3 separate regions of the Homo sapiens genome follow, and all the other regions are linked to region 3. The links are chromatin contacts, found by Hi-C in ENCODE. All regions are on one chromosome and are shown on one strand. Each heading gives the region's core, a stretch centred on a gene start or an enhancer-like site at or near the end of the contact. The rest is flanking DNA. Distances are from core to core; before and after follow the strand shown. Region 1 holds the start of GTF2A2 (general transcription factor IIA subunit 2). Region 2 has its middle 79 kb from the start of GCNT3. Region 3 holds the start of FOXB1 (forkhead box B1).

Region 1 (3,799 bases), core at 1,238-3,737, 350 kb before region 3:
CTCTATACCTATTTTTATCTAAATCCAATCCTTCTACCTTTGTATCAGGCATTGTCTTCTAATTCACTCAAGGATATTGTTCTGACAATTCAGTTGTTACTTCTCTCCCTCACCATCAAATTTTCCCTCTCTGCGGATCATTTCCATTAGCAAACACATAGGTGGCTACTTCTCCCACCTTAAAAAGTAAAACAAAACAAAAACCCCTCAACCCAAATCCCCTGCCAGCTACATCCTATTTCTCAGTTCCCCTTTGCAGCAAAATCCCTTAGTTTTGTCTGTATTCACTGTCTCCCAATTCCTTTTTTCCTATTTTCTCTTAAGCTAATTTTTGCCTCTAGCACTCTAAGGAAACAGGTTGGTGAAGGTCATCAATGGCAATGCTAAAGCTAATTCTCTAGCCTCACTCAGAATATTGGACACAGCTGATTACTCCCTCCTCTTTCGTACAGGATCTTACCTTGGCTTCTGGGACACTGCCCTTTTCGGATTGTCCTAACTCACAAGTTCATCCTTCTTAATACTGTTTGCTGGTTGATCCCGTTTTCGCTAAACTCTTAATATCACAGGACACAGTCCTTAGGCCTCTGCTGCTTTCCGTCTACACCCATTCCTTACGGATAACATTTATTCTCATGGTTTAAGTACCACTGCTGATGATCCCCAAATTCATATAGCATAGAACTTCTCACTCCTGAATCTAGCTGCCTACTCAACATCTCTATTTGTTATCTTTTGCATCGTGGCTTAAAGAACTCCATACTTCTACGAGCTTGGGCAAAACCTTTGATTTCATCCTCCACTCCCTCTATCTCACTCTCCATATCCAATTCCTAGCAAATACTGTAAGGCCTACCTTCAAAATGCATTCAGAATCCAACCACTTCTCACCATCCCTACGGTTATCACCCTGACCTGGGCCACTCTCGTCATCTGGATTACTGCAAAAATCTCCTAAATGATTTCCCTGCTTCTACACTCACCCCTACACTCTAATCACAACTCACAGCCAGGGTGATCTTCTAAAACTTCAGTTACAACATACCTCTCCTCTATTCAAAATCTCCCATGGCTTCTATCAGCCTTTACAATGATCCGGCTACCATGATCTCTTTGACTTTATCTTCTTGTCCCTCCACCCCCAAAACTCTTGCTCATCCCTCTCCAGATACACTGGCTTCCTTGCTATTCCTCAAACATGACAGGCCTAAAAGCATTTGTATTGGCTTTCCTATCTGCCTGAATGCTCTTCCTGATATTTACTTAGCAAATTTTCTTAATTCCTTCAAGTCTTTGCTCAAATAACACCTACTAAATGAGGCTCAAACTGACCACCGTCATCTTTAAAATACCAGTTCCCACCTCCACTCTGGAACTTTCCCGTACTCCTTTATATTTCTCTTTTTTTTTTTGATGGCACCATCACTTTCTAACACCATTATATATTTTATTTTCTGCATCCTCTAATAGAATGTAAGCTCCATGAGGGCAAAGCTTTTTATTTTGTTCACTTAAGTAAAATAGGCGTCTAGAACAGTACCTGGCACACAATAGGAGCCAAAAAAAAATCTGTTCAGTAAACGAAGGCAAATATCAGTAAGTATAATATGCGTGTGGGAGGGGAGAGGGGGTTAAAAAGGGCAAGAAGTCCCAATAGGTAGATAAAAACTCCACAGAGTAGGAATACAGAATCGTGCATCGTGTCCCATTTGACAAATTTTTGAGTTTATCTAGAAAATAGCCCTGCGTTAAACGTTTGTTAAAAGTGCTGATTTCAATGTTCTTACATTCTTTAAAAATTCCTTGTTAAGTGTTCTAATCTTTTAGATGTGGTATCAGCCACAGAAATTTATTGTTCCCTTCTTGTTTTGCAGTTCAGAAAATTAGAAGTCAAATTCGGAAGTAACTCGTCCTAGCATTTTTTGATTAAACCACCAAGTTTAAAATTCGTTCCTTTTGTCGGAGTTCGCACGAAGAAAGTTGGAAGGCAGACTTCAAACAACAAGCTACAAAGCACAGGAATGAGACATTTAAAAAATGCTCTCCGAAATTCGGCAAAACTCACAGGGCGCTAGTGGATGCTTTAAGACATTCACCTGGCTGAAAATACGGTGGTGGGCTGAAGACCTCCCCTAGGTGGGTTCTGTGGGCGCCCCGTGAACGACGAGCCTCCCGCCACGGGACGCGACCATCACCGCCGCCTCGCCGCCCTTCTCCGGTGCCGGCCGCGGGGCCTTGCCGGCAACGGTCGGTAACGGGCAGATCCCAGGAGCGAAGGGCCCTCAGAGACTACCCCACCAACGCACTCCGACTCCGGGGGGGCGGCAGGGAGCGCGGCCCTGCTTCCCTCCCTAACCCTGCCCTCCCTAACCCACTACCTGTGGGGAAGGCGCTTCCCTCCGCGGAGCGGACAGAAGCCGCCACGAGCCCGGCAGGAGGTTCCTACTTCTCCGACCACCTCTCCAGCCGCCGCAGAAACCGCAGAACTGAGCTGACGACCCGGAAGTGCTCGCGGAACCTGGAAGTGACACCCCGCCCGAGGGACGGGAGGCCCCGCCCAGCCCTGCTCTCGCCCGCCACTCAAGCCTTGTCAGGGAAGGGCGTGGAGAGGGAAGGAGGGGCGTCGGGCTGGAGCTTGAAGCCTTAAAGTGGTGGACAGGCGCTCTGCTCGAGTAATTCACCAGGTTTACTAAATCGTTCCTAAGGGAATTATAATTTTTAGAGACTAATCTTCTCCATTGTTAGATGCACAATTTAAGAAATGTAGGGCATTCATATTTCATGCCGGAAGTGTGTTCAGGGTAACAGTGTTGAAGACCTTGCAGACGAATTCTGAAAAGATTATAGCAGGGGCCGGGCGCGGTGGCGCACGCCTTAATCCCAGCACTTTGGGAGGCTGAGGCGGGTCGATCACCGGAGGTCAGGAGTTCGCGACCAGCATAATATGGTGAAATCCTGTCTCTACTAAATACAAAAAATTAGGCAGGCGTGGTGGCGCATGCCTGTAATTCGAGCTACTTGGGAGGCTGAGACAGGAGAATGGCTTGTACCTGGGAGGCGGAGGTTGCAGTCAGCTGAGATCGCGCCATTGCACTCCAGCCTGGGAAACAAGAGCGAAACTCCGTCTCAAAAAAAAAAAAAAAAAAAAAAATTATAGCAGGGTAAGCAGGGTATCTTCTTTACCCCTCGAAACAGGGCTGCAGGCAAAGTTTTTAGTTTGTGACCAGTTCATGAAGAACTTTAATTTGGGAGAAGTTATATTTAAAATTTGCATCTAATATGCAAGATAAATACTTCACTATAAATTTCAAGTTTGCAAAATCACAAATTGTTTTAGGTGTCAGGGTGCATGGTACACTAACTGGCTTAAACCCAGCAGTCATGTGTAGAGCAGTTTATCCTACAAAATAGCTGAATAGTGATTAAAGAGTATGTGCAAAACAACAACAACAAAACCACAAAAAACACCAAGTGGTATCAGCTGGAACCTCTGAGCAGGTCTATGAACTAAACAAGTTCTTCTTATTTAAGCCATGTTTTCGGCCAGGGGCGGTGGCTCATGCCTGTAATCCCAGCACTTTGGGAGGCCGAGGTGAGCGAATCACCTGAGGTCAGGAATTCGAGACCAGCCTCAACGTGGAGAAACCCCGTCTCTACTAAAATACAAAAAAAATTTCGCTGGGCGTGTTGGTGCATGCCTGTAATCCCAGCTACTCGGGAGGCGGAGGCAGGAGAATTGCTTGAACCTGGGAGGCGGAGGTTGCGGTGAGCCAAGATGGCGCCATTGCACTCCAGCCTG
Region 2 (4,127 bases), core at 502-3,001, 470 kb before region 3:
ACCTGCTGGTCCATCACTTCCTCTGGCCTCACCCAGGAACCCTCTGGCCTAGAGTTTACCTGTCTAGCAGCTGCTGTGCTGCTGCCCAAACCATGTTGGGCGGGACCAAATGCCGGGTGTCTTTAGTAAGTCTTCACCTTCCCTCTTCCTCCTACAAGGTTCTCAGCTACCTCCAGCCTACCTGGGCATTTTTACCAGTTTGTCCACTGCAGAGTTTCACCTCAAGAGGAAGAAAAGGGAGAACACGTTTGTCAACGTTCCTTTCTCCTCCCCACACTCCACTTGTGTGAAAAAGAGAACCGGCTTTCTATTTCTGCTTCCTCTCTAGGGTGGCCTTCTCGCTGTCATTTCTTCCTTTCTAGGGGGATGAGGGAGCCTTAAGTCCCTTAATGGTAGCAGGAGTATTCCTTCTGCATCATGGAAGTGAGTTTGTCATCTGACTTAGGCTTAGAGTTAGTGACTCTGACACAGTTCTAGGAGCCAAAGGAACTTAGAAAATTCTTTCATGACAAAGCCTGGCTTTTAAGACTATCGTCTTTCTGTGCTTTCCAGGTATCTATTCTGAATTTCAAAACTGAATATGGACTGCGTCCTCTTTGAGTTCCTGTTGTAACAGTCCTAGTTCCCTCTTGGGCAAATGGATGCCTCTGCAGAAGACGGGGCAAGTCAGGGGGAGGACAAGGAAATGCAAGGGACACCAGCAAATTAGTAAATTTCAAAACTATTGTTTCCATTAACTACACATGGGTGTCTTCTCCCTAAACTGTGATCTACTTGAAGGCAGGATTACATTTTCCCCAATATTTAAAAAAATATCTATGAGAAGTCAGGTGCTAATCGTGAAAGCACTTGCAGGTTAACTAAGGTCTCAGGTGTCCTTATGTTGTCTCATATTATGACAGCTCTTTATAGTGCGTCCCACACCCATTAGATCACTTAACGATAGTTCCAGATGGGTTAAAGTCTCTGATTAATGAGAAATAGAGGCCGGGTGTGGTGGCTTATGCCTGTAATCCCAGCACTTTGGAAGGGCAGATCAGTTGAGTTCAGGAGTTCACGACCACCCTGGCCAACATGGTGAAACCCCGTCTCTACTAAAAATACAAAAATTAGCTGGGTGTGGCAGAGGGCGCTGGTAATCCCAGCTACTTGGCAGGCTGAGGCAGGAAAATTGTTTGAACCTGGGAGGTGGAGGTTGCCGTGAGCCAGGATCGTGCCACTGCACTCCAGCCTGGGTGACAGAGTGAGACCCTATTTCAAAAAAAAGGAGAAATAGAATAAATTGATAAATCGATTAATGCGCTGTTATTAACTGATCTTTGTAAAACGTCTATGTTTGGGGGTAAAACACTAAAAAAAAGGCAGGGGGACAGGGTGTAGTGGCTCACGCCTGTAATCCCAGCACTTTGGGAGGGTGAGGTGGGAGGAGGATTGCTTGAGGGAGGAGACCAGCCTGGGAAACATAGTGAGACCCTGTCTCTAAAAAAAGAAAGAAAGAAAAAAATCTCTGAGAAAGAAAAAGAAACAAAAGAAAGGTAAAAATATGGGGGACCACTGAATTAATCATTTATTGAGAATGTCTCCACGCAAAGTGCTCTCATGCACATTTTTTCTTCCACATGTCGTTTCTGGGCAACGTGAAAGATAAATTTTGTTACAGACCTCTTTTAAACAGGTGTTTTGAAAGCTAGAGGGTCTAGATATGCCTGACTTCATAAAATTCAGGAAGCAGAAATCATTTCAGTTTCACCTCATTTCAGCTTTTTCTAAAACTAATGCAGAACTGTAGTCTATCCCTAGGTGGCGCATTAAGCTAAATTTTTGAGAACCTGCTGCCCCGCACCGACCCCTGCCAACCTCCCATGTCTTAAATAATGATGACCTGATACATGTACGGGACTTTGTAATTGATAAACCACTTTACCTCCCTTATAATAACCCTGTGTTACCATTACTATTCTCATCCTCCGATGAAGAAACTGAAGTTATGAATTTTAATTGAATATGTGAATAAGCGTAAATATTTTGCTTAATATTTATGTGTCAGACACTTTCCTACCCACTGGGTAGGAAATTACTATTTCTTAGCAGCCATCTTAGACCTTAGGGAAACAAAAAGAAATTAAAGAAAAAAGAGAAATTACAGCTTCCATTTTACAAATAGAAAAATGAAATATCAAGAAAGTTTGGTCAAGGTCACATAGCCAGTGAAGCAAGGCTGAATACCCAGCTCCTTTGGCTCCAGGTCTGGTGAGTTTCCTAGCACAGCCTTACTCTAGTCCTAAAATTTCTGGGAAGGAAGTCCTGTGTCAAACCTTTGCTTTCTTTGCATACTCTCTTAGGTCTGCATTTCATTGACCTTTAGAGCTGCAAAGAAGAAAGACAGACAGTAAGAAGGGAATGGGAGTTAACATTATTGCATTCGTGTGTAAAGTCATTCATTTCAGGTCGGGCCCAATGGCTCACATCTGTAATCCCAGAACTTTAGGAGGCAGATGCGGGCGGATCACTTGAGGTCAGGAATTCAAGATAGGCCTGGCCAACATGGTGAAGCCCCATCTCTACTAAAAATACAAAAATTAGCTGGACACGGTGATGTGCACCTGTAATCCCAGCTACTCAGAAGGCTAAGGCAGAAGAATCACTTGAATCCAGGAGGCAGAGGTTGCAGTGAGCTGAGATTGGGCCACTGCACTCCAGCCTGGGCGACAGAGCAAGACTCTGTCTCAAAACAAAAAAACAAACAAAAAAAAGTCTTTCATTTCAACCTGAAAATCCCTCCTCTCTTTCATCATCCCTCCTGCCATGTTTCTAAGGTGTCTCTGTGACACCTTTTTCTAGTAGATCCCCACTGCCCATTGTAATTTTAGGTAGCTTGGCCCTTTGGATCAAGCCTCCTCATTATTTTCAGATTTTCCTCATTGAAAATGCTTGGTTGTGGTAAGCAGTTTCCCTCTTTACAATGTGAGTTCCCCGACTCTGGGCCCTTAATCCCTCTCAGAATATAAACTGTATTCTAATATCTAGAAAGAAACCAATAGTTAATAGGAAATTAATATGTATTGTTGAATAAATATTATTACTGAAAATGTATTAAAACATAGAGGTAGGTGGTATTGTTTCTATTTGAGGATGTTCTCTCTTTCTTTCTTTCTTTTCTGTCTTTTTTTTTTGAGACAGAATTTCATTCTTGTTGCCCAGGCTGAAGTGAATGGCATGATCTTGGTTCACTGCAACCTCTACCTCCTGGATTCAAGCGATTCTCCTGCCTCAGCCTCCCTAGTAGCTCGGATTACAGGCATGCGCCACCATGCCTGGCTAGTTTTGTATTTTTAGTAGAGATGGGGGTTTCACCATGTTGGTCAGGCTGGTCTCGAACTCCTGACCTCAGGTGATCTGCCTGCCTTGGCTTCCCAAAACGCTGGGATTACAGGCATAAACTACAGCAACTGGCTGACGGTGTTGTTTCTACTTGAAACATCAGTGAATCCGCAAATGGTATGAAACTATATGGAATGCTAGTTTTCATACGCGTCCATGTGAAGAGACCACCAAACAGGCTTTGTGTGAGCAACATGGCTGTTTATTTCACCTGGGTGCAGGCGGGCTGAGTCCGAAAAGAGAGTCAGCGAAGGGAGATAGGGGTGGGGCCATTTTATAGGATTTGGGAAGGTAATGGAAAATTACAGTCAAAGGGAGTTGTTCTCTGGCGGGCAGGGGTGGATCTCACAAAGTACATTCTCAAGGGTGGGGAGAATTACAAAGAACCTTCTTAAGGGTGGGGGAGACTACAAAGTACCTTCTTAAGGGTGGGGGAGATTACAAAGTACATTGATCAGTTAGGGTGGGGCAGGAACAAATCACAACGGTGGAATGTCATCAGTTAAGGCTGTTTTTACTTCTTTTGTGGATCTTCAGTTACTTTAGGCCATCTGGATGTATACGTGCAAGTCACAAGGGATGCGATGGCTTGGCTTGGGCTCAGAGGCCTGACACTAGTTATTATAAAATGTACTTTCAGCAGTCTTCTGGGACTTGACTACCTTGTGGATTGTACTAGAAATGTCAGGTATGGTGACTGCTCTGCCCACCACTCTAAATGAAACTGTCCCCCCACAGTCTCTGTT
Region 3 (3,790 bases), core at 215-2,714:
CTGTAAGTATTGAGTTTTTAACAACGCAGTAAAATGAATGTCTTTTAAAAACCTTAAAGGTCGGAGAATGTGCAGAAACCCGTGGGAACTCCTGGTGTGTACTTATAGAGTGCGTGCATGCAGGCGGGGTCGACTCACTATTTATTTCATAGCAATTTGATGATGATGATGATGACGGCAGCGACGACGATGAGGATAATGATAATAATAATAATGATTCATTTAACCCTTCCAAGGCGAATCCGAACCGAAGGGAGCCTGCTGCTCGCACCAGGCGGAGTGACCCAAGGCACATTCCCCGCTCCCCAAGAAGGAAAACTCTATGGTTCTTTCCCCAAGTTGTAGAAGATACTGCTGTCTTAGTGGGATCGCAGGCGGCTTTTGCTACACTCTAAATCCTAAATAAGTTCTCCATACCAAAAAAAGCGGCAGTTGGGGGATGGGGGGTGGGAGGTTGGGGGGGTGGGAGGGCTGGGAAGGGGAGTTCCGGGTGTAAAATGAAAACTTCCAGGATGTGCCTGAGTCCTAAAGTTTCAAACCACCTGGGAAAAGCGAGAGCCCCTGAGGCTTACCTGGTGATAAACTGTGTCAAACAAACTCAGGCCCTCCCCAGGTCCGCACAACATTTGCCCCAACAGCTCCTGAGCCTCCATCCTGTGTCCAACCAAATTCCCGGAGGACTTTTAAAGCAAATACCTGGACTCTTCGCCCAGATACACTATTTTAATTTTTAAAAATTTGGTCAATACAGTTACATTCAAAATGGGTTCTTACATGGGGATGTCCAATCACATTTTGAAAGTATTTGTAAACCCCATCACTTTTTCAAAGCTACACACTAACTATACAAAGCTGAAGCAGCTGCATAGGAAAGTCAAGTCAAATTTCGACCTAACTCTCCGGGGACTGGGGGGCAAGGGTGTGTTTTCATTATTATAACCCATGCAACCAACCCCGGGTAGTGCTAAGCGCAGGAAAAGGGTCGGCTTCAGGGGAAAGCCGTGCCTAAAGTTACCTAACGATACAAACCGGATACAACGCAGAGGAAACAGAATACCCCAGCCAAGCAATTTCCATGTCAAACATCATCCGCGCGGCTGCTCCATCTGTGAACGTGAGTGGTCGCCTGGCTCCCTCTTCCGCGGCGGCCGCTTCCTCATACCTTCACACGGCGCACACCGGCCGGCGCGTCCAGCTGCCTGCCCAGTGGCCGAGGCTCTTCCCCCTCGCCCAGTCTTGAGCTGGAAGTGATTCCTATTGGCCAAGGTGTCCATGTAAATAGGTGTGAAAGAAACCAGAGCTGGCCGGGCTCTCCCTTCTCGCTCAGTCCCCTCCCTCTGCAGCCCCCGCTCCCCCTCCTCTTCCTCCTCCTCCCAAGGCGATTGTCATATGATAGCTAAGAAGTGGCACATTAATGAAGCGCCGCTACAGGGGTCTTTTCTGCTCCTGTCACCGCTTAAAACTATCAGATGGTTCGAGGGAGGACATGGAGGCAGCCACCTAGCTCAGCGGAGACGCGGAGCCCACAGCAGCGCCCTCCGGAGCCCTAACACGTCGCTGCCACCATCCGCGCCGGGACTCCGCAGCCGAGCTCGGCCGCCCGCAGGACGCTCCAGGAGCGTCGCGGACCGGGCGGCACGGGACGCTGCGGGGCTGAGCTCAAGAGCCCAGGTTCGCGCCGAGTCCAACCGGACCCGGACGCTGCGCGCGGAGTGCGCGTCGAGTGCGCGCCGAGAGAGAAGCGGCGCGCAGCGGCGTCCTCCCGGATGCGGACGCGCAACTTGAAGCAACTTTAAGGTGAGCAGCTCTCTGTTCCGTCCCTGCCCCCTATTCTGGCCCCAGTACCGACTTACTTCCCGGCTATCCTCGCGCCGTTCGCCGGCTTCCCCTCCCGCGCCCACTAAGCCCGCAAAGTTGCTGGCGAAAGAGTCCGGGCGCTGGCTGATCGAGCGCCGCAGGCCCCACCCCCGACCCCCGAAGTCTGTTACTCGGTCTGGCTGACCCCGCCGGTGTCTCTGTGCATCCATGCTACCTTTCCCTATTACCCACCCCCTTCCCAGATCCGAGCAGTCCGCCGGCCCGCGCGGACCCAGAGCAAGAAGAGGGCGAGGAAGAAGATGCCTCGGCCCGGCCGCAACACGTACAGCGACCAGAAGCCGCCCTACTCGTACATCTCGCTGACCGCTATGGCCATCCAGAGCTCTCCCGAGAAGATGCTGCCGCTGAGCGAGATCTACAAGTTCATCATGGACCGCTTCCCCTACTACAGGGAGAACACGCAGCGCTGGCAGAACAGTCTGCGCCACAACCTCTCCTTCAACGACTGCTTCATCAAGATCCCGCGGCGGCCGGACCAGCCAGGCAAGGGCAGCTTCTGGGCGCTGCACCCAAGCTGCGGGGACATGTTCGAGAACGGCAGCTTCCTGCGGCGCCGCAAGCGCTTCAAGGTGCTTAAGTCCGACCACCTGGCGCCCAGCAAGCCAGCCGACGCGGCGCAGTACCTGCAGCAGCAGGCCAAGCTGCGGCTCAGCGCGCTGGCGGCCTCGGGCACGCACCTGCCACAGATGCCCGCCGCCGCCTACAACTTGGGCGGCGTGGCGCAGCCCTCGGGCTTCAAGCACCCCTTCGCCATCGAGAACATCATCGCGCGGGAATACAAGATGCCTGGGGGGCTGGCCTTCTCCGCCATGCAGCCGGTGCCCGCTGCCTACCCGCTCCCCAACCAGTTGACTACCATGGGCAGCTCGCTGGGCACCGGCTGGCCACACGTGTATGGCTCCGCCGGCATGATCGACTCGGCCACCCCCATCTCCATGGCGAGTGGCGACTACAGCGCCTACGGCGTGCCGTTGAAGCCGCTGTGCCACGCGGCGGGCCAAACGCTGCCCGCCATCCCCGTGCCCATTAAGCCCACGCCGGCCGCCGTGCCCGCGCTGCCTGCGCTGCCAGCGCCCATCCCCACCTTGCTCTCGAACTCGCCGCCCTCGCTCAGCCCCACGTCCTCGCAAACAGCCACCAGCCAAAGCAGCCCCGCCACCCCCAGCGAAACGCTCACCAGCCCGGCCTCCGCCTTGCACTCGGTGGCGGTGCACTGACCCGCAGGAGCCCACGCCCCCTCTCGTTCTCCTCCCCACCACCTCACTCGCCTTCCCTGGCTCCCAGTCCTGCCGGCCCCCACCTGGGACCGCCACCCTAACTTGTTCATTTCACCTTCGGCCAACCCGCCTTGCCCCAAGAGAACTTTGTTTTGGACCCAGGAGACCAAACACAAACTTGCAGATGGGCCGAGAGGCGCGTGGGAGTTGTCCTCGCCCCCACATCAAGGAAGGCCGGGGCCACCTGAGCCGAACCATCCCCTCCCTGAGGCCCCGAAACCCCCTCCTATTTGACCGGCGGGGGAAACCCTGTCACCCCCTCTTCGCCGAGAAAAGCGCGTCTTCCCTCCGCCCAGATCGGCGGAGCCCCGAACTCTGCGCAGTTTCAAGACTAGAGAAACTGCCTCAGATGTTTCCAGGAACAGATCCCCCCCACACCCCCTCCCCGCGAGGGCTGCAACAGCGCAGGGGAGGGCCGGATCTCTTTACGTCTTGGAAATCTGCAGCAAAAAGGAGCCACTAATCTTCCTACCCCACTCGCCTCCGCCCATCCGGCAGGGGCTGGGCCGACCACAGCTTCCCGGGGTTGCGGCCCTGCCTCCTAGGCTTCTGCGGAGATTTTGTTGTTGTTTGGGGTTTTGTTTCCTTCCAGAGGCTCCAGGCGCTGGGAGTTAGGAAAGAGGCTGCCAAGCTGA

The links. Hi-C counts contacts between places; a loop is a spot of excess contacts on that map. Pooled maps may share reads with other maps.
Region 1: a pooled map shows a loop between it and region 3 (4-fold over the local background). The contact joins the promoter of GTF2A2 here to the promoter of FOXB1 in region 3. A Hi-C loop is called at or near these places in 5 of 50 pooled maps.
Region 2: a loop to region 3 is called in a pooled map, with 4 times the contacts of the local background. The contact joins the enhancer-like site here to the promoter of FOXB1 in region 3. A Hi-C loop is called at or near these places in 2 of 37 single-sample maps with no recorded cell type and 4 of 50 pooled maps.

The regions. Positions count from the first base shown.
Region 1 is chr15:59,655,028-59,658,826 of GRCh38, forward strand. It overlaps GTF2A2 (general transcription factor IIA subunit 2), which reads right to left and starts at 2,488. Exons shown (of 5, transcript NM_004492.3): 1 at 2,379-2,488. RefSeq lists an enhancer at 2,295-2,524.
Region 2 is chr15:59,531,165-59,535,291 of GRCh38, forward strand. No RefSeq gene overlaps it. Among named protein-coding and RNA genes, the nearest start is that of GCNT3, 79 kb to the right of the region's middle. RefSeq lists an enhancer at 3,323-4,127. Within about 2 kb of position 1,752, at least 3 of the 41 ENCODE cell types and tissues checked have a DNase peak (open chromatin) inside an H3K27ac peak, as active enhancers do.
Region 3 is chr15:60,002,847-60,006,636 of GRCh38, forward strand. It overlaps FOXB1 (forkhead box B1), which reads left to right and starts at 1,465. Exons shown (of 2, transcript NM_012182.3): 1 at 1,465-1,797; 2 at 2,061-3,790. The coding sequence starts at 2,118. The coding sequence ends at 3,095. RefSeq lists enhancers at 1,146-1,661, 3,478-3,557, 3,638-3,757 and a silencer at 3,764-3,790.